2 separate regions of the Homo sapiens genome follow, and region 1 is linked to region 2. Evidence: chromatin contacts called from ENCODE Hi-C or POLR2A ChIA-PET data. All regions are on one chromosome and are shown on one strand. The core of a region is the stretch at or near the end of the contact, and the rest is flanking DNA. Distances in the headings are between cores, read along the strand shown. Region 1 overlaps PCED1B (PC-esterase domain containing 1B). Region 2 overlaps PCED1B (PC-esterase domain containing 1B).

What was found. Hi-C counts contacts between places; a loop is a spot of excess contacts on that map. ChIA-PET counts read pairs that join two places held with the same protein, here RNA polymerase II (POLR2A). Pooled maps may share reads with other maps.
Region 1: a loop to region 2 is called in a pooled map, with 3 times the contacts of the local background. The contact joins two enhancer-like sites. A Hi-C loop is called at or near these places in 1 of 168 maps with a recorded cell type or tissue (sigmoid colon) and 6 of 50 pooled maps. POLR2A ChIA-PET finds 5 or more read pairs at or near these places in 7 of 52 experiments (CD8-positive, alpha-beta memory T cell, IMR-90, K562 and 3 more).

What each region holds. Positions count from the first base shown.
Region 1 is chr12:47,119,992-47,122,992 of GRCh38, reverse strand. The region is part of intron 2 of PCED1B (PC-esterase domain containing 1B); the gene reads right to left. Among named protein-coding and RNA genes, the nearest start is that of AMIGO2, 42 kb to the right of the region's middle. Within about 2 kb of position 1,677, at least 2 of the 41 ENCODE cell types and tissues checked have a DNase peak (open chromatin) inside an H3K27ac peak, as active enhancers do.
Region 2 is chr12:47,191,611-47,194,570 of GRCh38, reverse strand. The region is part of intron 2 of PCED1B (PC-esterase domain containing 1B); the gene reads right to left. Among named protein-coding and RNA genes, the nearest start is that of MIR4698, 5.3 kb to the right of the region's middle. Within about 2 kb of position 1,295, at least 4 of the 41 ENCODE cell types and tissues checked have a DNase peak (open chromatin) inside an H3K27ac peak, as active enhancers do.

The sequences.
Region 1 (3,001 bases), core at 428-2,927, 72 kb after region 2:
TTCCCATGAAACTCAGATATCTCCACTACAATGAGAAAGTAGCAAAAGAAAATGAGCTGATGGTTTTTGTTTTTGATTTAGAGGATTATAATCTCCAGGAGGTCAGTGACATTCTTTAGTGAGTTCTCTAAAACAGATAGGACATTGCAGAGTGCTTAATAAATCTAATCATTGAACAGATTTTTGACAAGATTTGCATTGTACAGCCAAGCTCTGCACATGAGAGCAAGACAGACTTGTAAATCACCTATCATCAGTGCCAAGGTTTGTATCCATCTTCAAATTCTTATTTTCCAGATTTGAAAGACTCAACTATAGCCTACAGAAAAGATGCTCAATGCCTTAGGAAAATGTTTATTTTTTAAAAAAGAATGATACTGGCTAAGAGTAAAGAGTTGAAAGGAGAAAGCCTCCATTACTCTAGTTTTCCATACTAAATATCTTGACTAAAAGATTAAGCAGCTGCAAGATGTTTAATGATTTTCTATTACTGAGGACATAAGGAAGACATTTATTTTTCACACATAACAAAATATAGTTTGAGCAATTATGATGTAAGTCACATCCAGACAATGTGAAATGTAAAGTTCTGGATCAAGGGAGTATATGGATCCAGTTGGCTTTCTGCCCATCAGGGAGACACATTGGCTGCAATTACAAATGAAGCAAATTTTCTGTGGTGTAAACCTGTATGTCAGTGGTAAATCTGCTGTGGTGCTTAAAAAAGGCCAGAGTGAATCACTAGATTGTATACACATTCTCCAACAATATGTGTAATTAGGCCAAGAGATGAACGCCTAATTTAAAATAACAATGGCAAACATTTAGAGTGATTACTGTGTATTAAATGTCCATTTTATTATTTCAATTAATGTTTTTTATAACTTCATGAGGACCAAACTATAATTATACCCATTTTAGAGAAAAAAAAAGGGAAGTTCAGAGCATCTTTTTTTTTTTTTTTTTGAGATGGAGTCTCGCTCTGTCACCCAGACTGGAGTGCAGTGGCATGATTTCAGCTCACTGCAACCTCCCTAGGTTTAAGCGATTCTCCTGCCTCAGCCTCCCGAGTAGCTGGGATTACAGGCGCCCACCACCATACCCGGCTAATTTTTGTATTTTTAGTAGAGACGGGGTTTCACCATGTTAGCCAGGCTGGTCTCGAACTGCTGACCTCAAGTGATCTGCCCACCTTGCCTTCCAAAGTGTTGGGATTACAGGCGTGAGCTCCACCACACCCGGCTCAGAGCATCTTTTATCACTTATTTTGACAGAGACAGGAAAGAAGCTTAAGTCCATGGTGCTCTTAATTACTTCTCTACTACTCCCATCAGCAGGAACTTCCTAAGGCAGAGCAGCCAACTTAAGTCAACATCTAGAAAATTCTCTTTGGACATTTAATTAGATTAAATTATTGTTCTACTAAAAAATGTATTAGAACATGTAAAACATGCATTCTTATTTCTACGTATTGGAGAAAAATGGCAAAGGAGATTTCTTTAAAAAAAGAAAGCCTCCAACATTTTAAATTAATTAAAATACTCAGTTTGCTTTGGGCTTCATTTTAGTTTTCATTTTTTTAAGATCTGAAGTGGTTTGGTTTTGAATGAGTCAGTGTTTTCAGAGCAGATTCTCTCCTTCAGGGCAATGAGTACCCACTAACGATTCATAACTTTGTAGCCATGAAAGGAACCATGCAAAAACAAGTGAGAAGCCCCTGCCTTCTGCCAAAGTCTCATTTATAAACCGTCGCCTACAATGTATCACCGGGATTGTTTCTTTCCTTGTGTTTAAAGAATAAGATTTTTTCACTCATTTTTAATGCTTTATGGAGAAATAATTCACATAACATACACTTTATCCATTTAAAATGTACAATTCAATGGTTTTTAGTATTTTCATAGACATGTGGAACCATCACCACAATTTTAGAACATTTTTCATCACCTCTGAAAGCAGCCACATACCCTTTAGCTATGTCCCTTTTCTATACCGCCATTTTTTCCACCCCTAGGCAGCCACGAATCTACCTTCTGTCTTTATAGATTTTCCTGTTAAGAACATTTCACATAAATTGAATCATATAATGTGTGATCTTTTATGACTGGCTTCTTCCACTTAGCATAATGTTTTCAAGCTTCATCCACGTTGTAGCATGTATTGTACTTCATTATTATTATTATTATTTTTTGAGATGGAATTTCACTCTGTCACCCAGACTGAAAGGCAGTGACATGATCTCAGCTCACTGCAACCTCTGCCTCCCGGGTTCAAGTGATTCTCCTGCCTCAGCCTCTCGAGTAGCTGGAATTACAGGTACTGACCACCATGCCTAGCTAATTTTTGTATTTTTAGTAGAAACGGGATTTCATCATGTTGGCCTGGCTGGTCTTGAACTCCTGACCCCAGGTGATCCTCCCACCTCAGCCTCCCAAAGTGCTGGGATTACAGGCATGAGCCACTGCGTCTGGCCTGTACTGCATTCTTTTTTATGGCCATAACATATTCCACTATGTAGATATGCCTCATTTTCTTAATCCATTCATCAGTTGATGGACATTTGAGTTGTTTCCACCTTTTTTTCTATTATAAATAATACTGCTATAATCATTTGCATACAAAATTTTGTGTGGGCAAATGCTTTCACTTCTCTTGAGTATATACCTAGAAGTAGAATTGCTGGACCATATGGTTACTCCTTGTTTAACTGCTTGAAAAACAGACTATTTTCCAAAGTGGCTGCATCATTTTACATTTCCACTAGCAGCACAGGAGGATTCCAATTTCTCCACACCCTTGTCAACATTTGTTATCTGAATTTTTGTTTTTAGCTATCTTAGTGGGTGTGAAGTGGTATCTCATTGTAGCTTTCATTTGCATTTCTCTGATGACTAATAACGTTGAGCATCTTTTCATGTACTTATTGACCATTTGTGTATCTTCCTTGGAGAAATATCTATGAATATCATTTTTCTATTTTTTAATTGGGCAATTAATCATT
Region 2 (2,960 bases), core at 46-2,545:
TACACTAAGGAAATTTCTCTTGTGTTTGCAATAAGTAGCTATCAAAGGGACATTTGTGGTTCTAAATTAGTTCCAGTACCTGTAAAGAGACCCATCCCAGCAAGGTGCGGTGGCTCACGCCTGTAATCCCAGCACTTTGGAAGGCCTAGGCAGGTGGATCACGAGGTCAGGAGTTCGAGACCAGCCTGACCAACATGGTGAAAGCCCATCTCTATTAAAAATACAAAAATTAGCTGGGCGTGGTGCTGCGCGCCTGTAATCCCAGCTATTCAGGAGGCTGAGGCAGGAGAATCACTTGAACCCAGCAGGTGGAGGTTGCAGTGAGCTGAGATCGTGCCACTGCACTCCAGCCTGGGCGACAGAGTGAGACTCCATCTCAAAATAAAAAAAGACCTATTCCTGAGAGGAGGCAGGCAGTGGGGAGACAGATGTGTTTCAGGAGCATGGAGGGAAGTTATCTGAAAAATGCTGGCTGCAAAGGGCAAGCGGCCACTCCTGCAAGGAGGTCTCAACACAGTATGACCAAGGGCCCTGCAGGTGGCAGAGCACAGCAAAAGCACAGCAAGAGCATGTGGTATTTATTCAAAGCCAAGGGAGGTAGGCAGGAAACCAGAATGCAGCTTAGTGAGGGCAAGAGCAAGGCAGGGCCCCAGCCCCAGCAAGACTGAGCAATGAAATGGCTTTAAAATAACAACAATCTGCAGTTATCAAAACTGGGGCCAAAATGGCAGACACCCTGAAATAAACTGGTGAAATGCAATCTTAAAACAGATGAACAGCAAATGAGCTAGAATCTTGGAGACTATTTGGTTGCCTCATATGATTTATAGGACTGGAGCAATGTTGCTGATCCTTATACTGAAATTTATGTCACGGGGAGAAAATATAATTCTAACTTACTAGAGAACCATGATTGAAGCTACTCAGGGCTGAGTGGGCAGAAGTATATCTTTGTCTCTGAGGGAAATTGTAAGACTTGCTTGTAGTTTATAAAAGTCATCCATAATTTTTAATCTTTTGTTTTGGGGGTCAGCCAAAATCCTACACCCTAACTATTGTAATCCAGGCGAGTGAAGGCAGTAATCTGAATTACCATGGTGATTGAGGGTTGGGGAGAAGGTGATGGGCTGAAACAATGACTGGAGTGGAAAGGGGGAAGGGGGCAGGAATTCAGGAATTGTGAGCAGGGAATTATTATAAAGAATGGTTCCCTGGTTTCTGCATTGGCTTGAACAACTCTGAGTGGACAGTGATGCTCATAGGAAGTGGGGACGGTCAGATGCCGGAATGCAAAATCCGGTCTCACTTTGTACTTCCTGTGTGAACCTGAGTCAGTTACTCAACCTCTCTGAGGATACAACAAATTTGAGAGTTCATATTTTGGTACATATGAGAGTCTATTAATTGTTAAGCCCTACAGTAAGTGATGAGAGTAATAAGACAAATAGAATACAGCTCTTGAATTCATTTTTTGCAGTCAGCTAGGAGAGACATGCAAAAACAATTAGCAAAATACAATGGGAGAAGCGCTAAAATATCTGTGTGCATAAAGCATTCAGTAAGCCCAGAATAATGTACTCTGCTTGCAAATATGGGGATAAGGAAGGTCTCATGTAGACGTGAGGAAAGAAGAATGGACATTGGAGCTAGGCTTGAATGAATAGTTTCACCAAAATACATTTTCTTTGTGATCTTAGACAAATTAATCTCTCCGAGCCTTAGTTTCCTCAGTTGGGGTTAATGATAGTACTTGTCTCAAGGAATGATGGTTAAATGAAATAATGCATGAAAAATCCTCAGCACAGTGCCTGTTACACAGCAAGAACTCCATGAATGTTTGCTATTTTTATTACCATTATTGCTATGGAGAGCCCTGGGAGTCAGTCAGCTCTGATGGACTCAATGATGTATCAAAGTCACAGCTAGTTAGTACCAGAGACTGGACCAGGATCCAGGCTGCCACTTTTATTCTCTAAAATGAAAGGAGAGCTCTGCCCTCGTCCAATTCCACTTTTTCCACTGAAGATTAAATTGGATTCTTTTATGTAAAGTGGACTCTCCAAGTGACTTTTCCCAAAGGAAAGTTTTGAATGAAATCATTTACCATTTGAATGAGCTCATATCCAAAAGGAGCACCCATTTGGATAGAGCCGATCAGTCTGCAGTATATACAATTTCACTTTGCTTACTGGTCATCTCCATTTTTTTTCCAGGCTACATATTTTTCTTATTTCAGCCTTCTAAACTCCCTGTTCTCTGCAGCCTATTTAATTGACTTTCATATCAAAGGAAAGTGAAAGCAAAAATAGGTTTTACTTATAATCAACATGCATTTACTGTTTGTCGTGATTTAGAAGCTCTTTGCTGGCACTATGGAAAGAGGCAAAAAAAAAAAAACAAAAAAAAAAAGCGTAGCCTCCATTTTTGAAATAGTTAAAGCAAGCCAGATCCACATAAAATAAGAAAACAGTAATTCTAGAACAATGTATAGATATTCTACAGTGATACGGGGTGGATTGAATACATTTATACAAAGGAGGCAAATTAAATTGGTGTTCTATTGAGTTGGAGTTAATGAGGATGTACAGAGAGAAAACAGTCAATCATTTCTGTGGCAAGCGCCATGTTAGGTGCTCCTATAGAGTATCTAAAGAAAATGATGTCTGAGTTAGCTCAAGAAAATGGTAATGGACTCAGATTGGCAAAGAGAAAGGCAGGCAAGTGGTTCTCATCAGAATCACCAGGTCCTTAAAAAAAAAAGCACAACACAACAAAACAAAAAAACCAAAAAAACCCCAAAACTTTTGTGTCCAGGCCGCACCCTCAGCGATTCTGCCTCAATTCCTCAGGGTGAGCAGCCCAGGTGTCCAGCTTTATGAAGGTTCCCAGGGCAATCTATTTTGCAACCTGGGCTGAAAACCTCTGCTTTAGGGCAAAGGCTGGATGATGACTATGCCCAA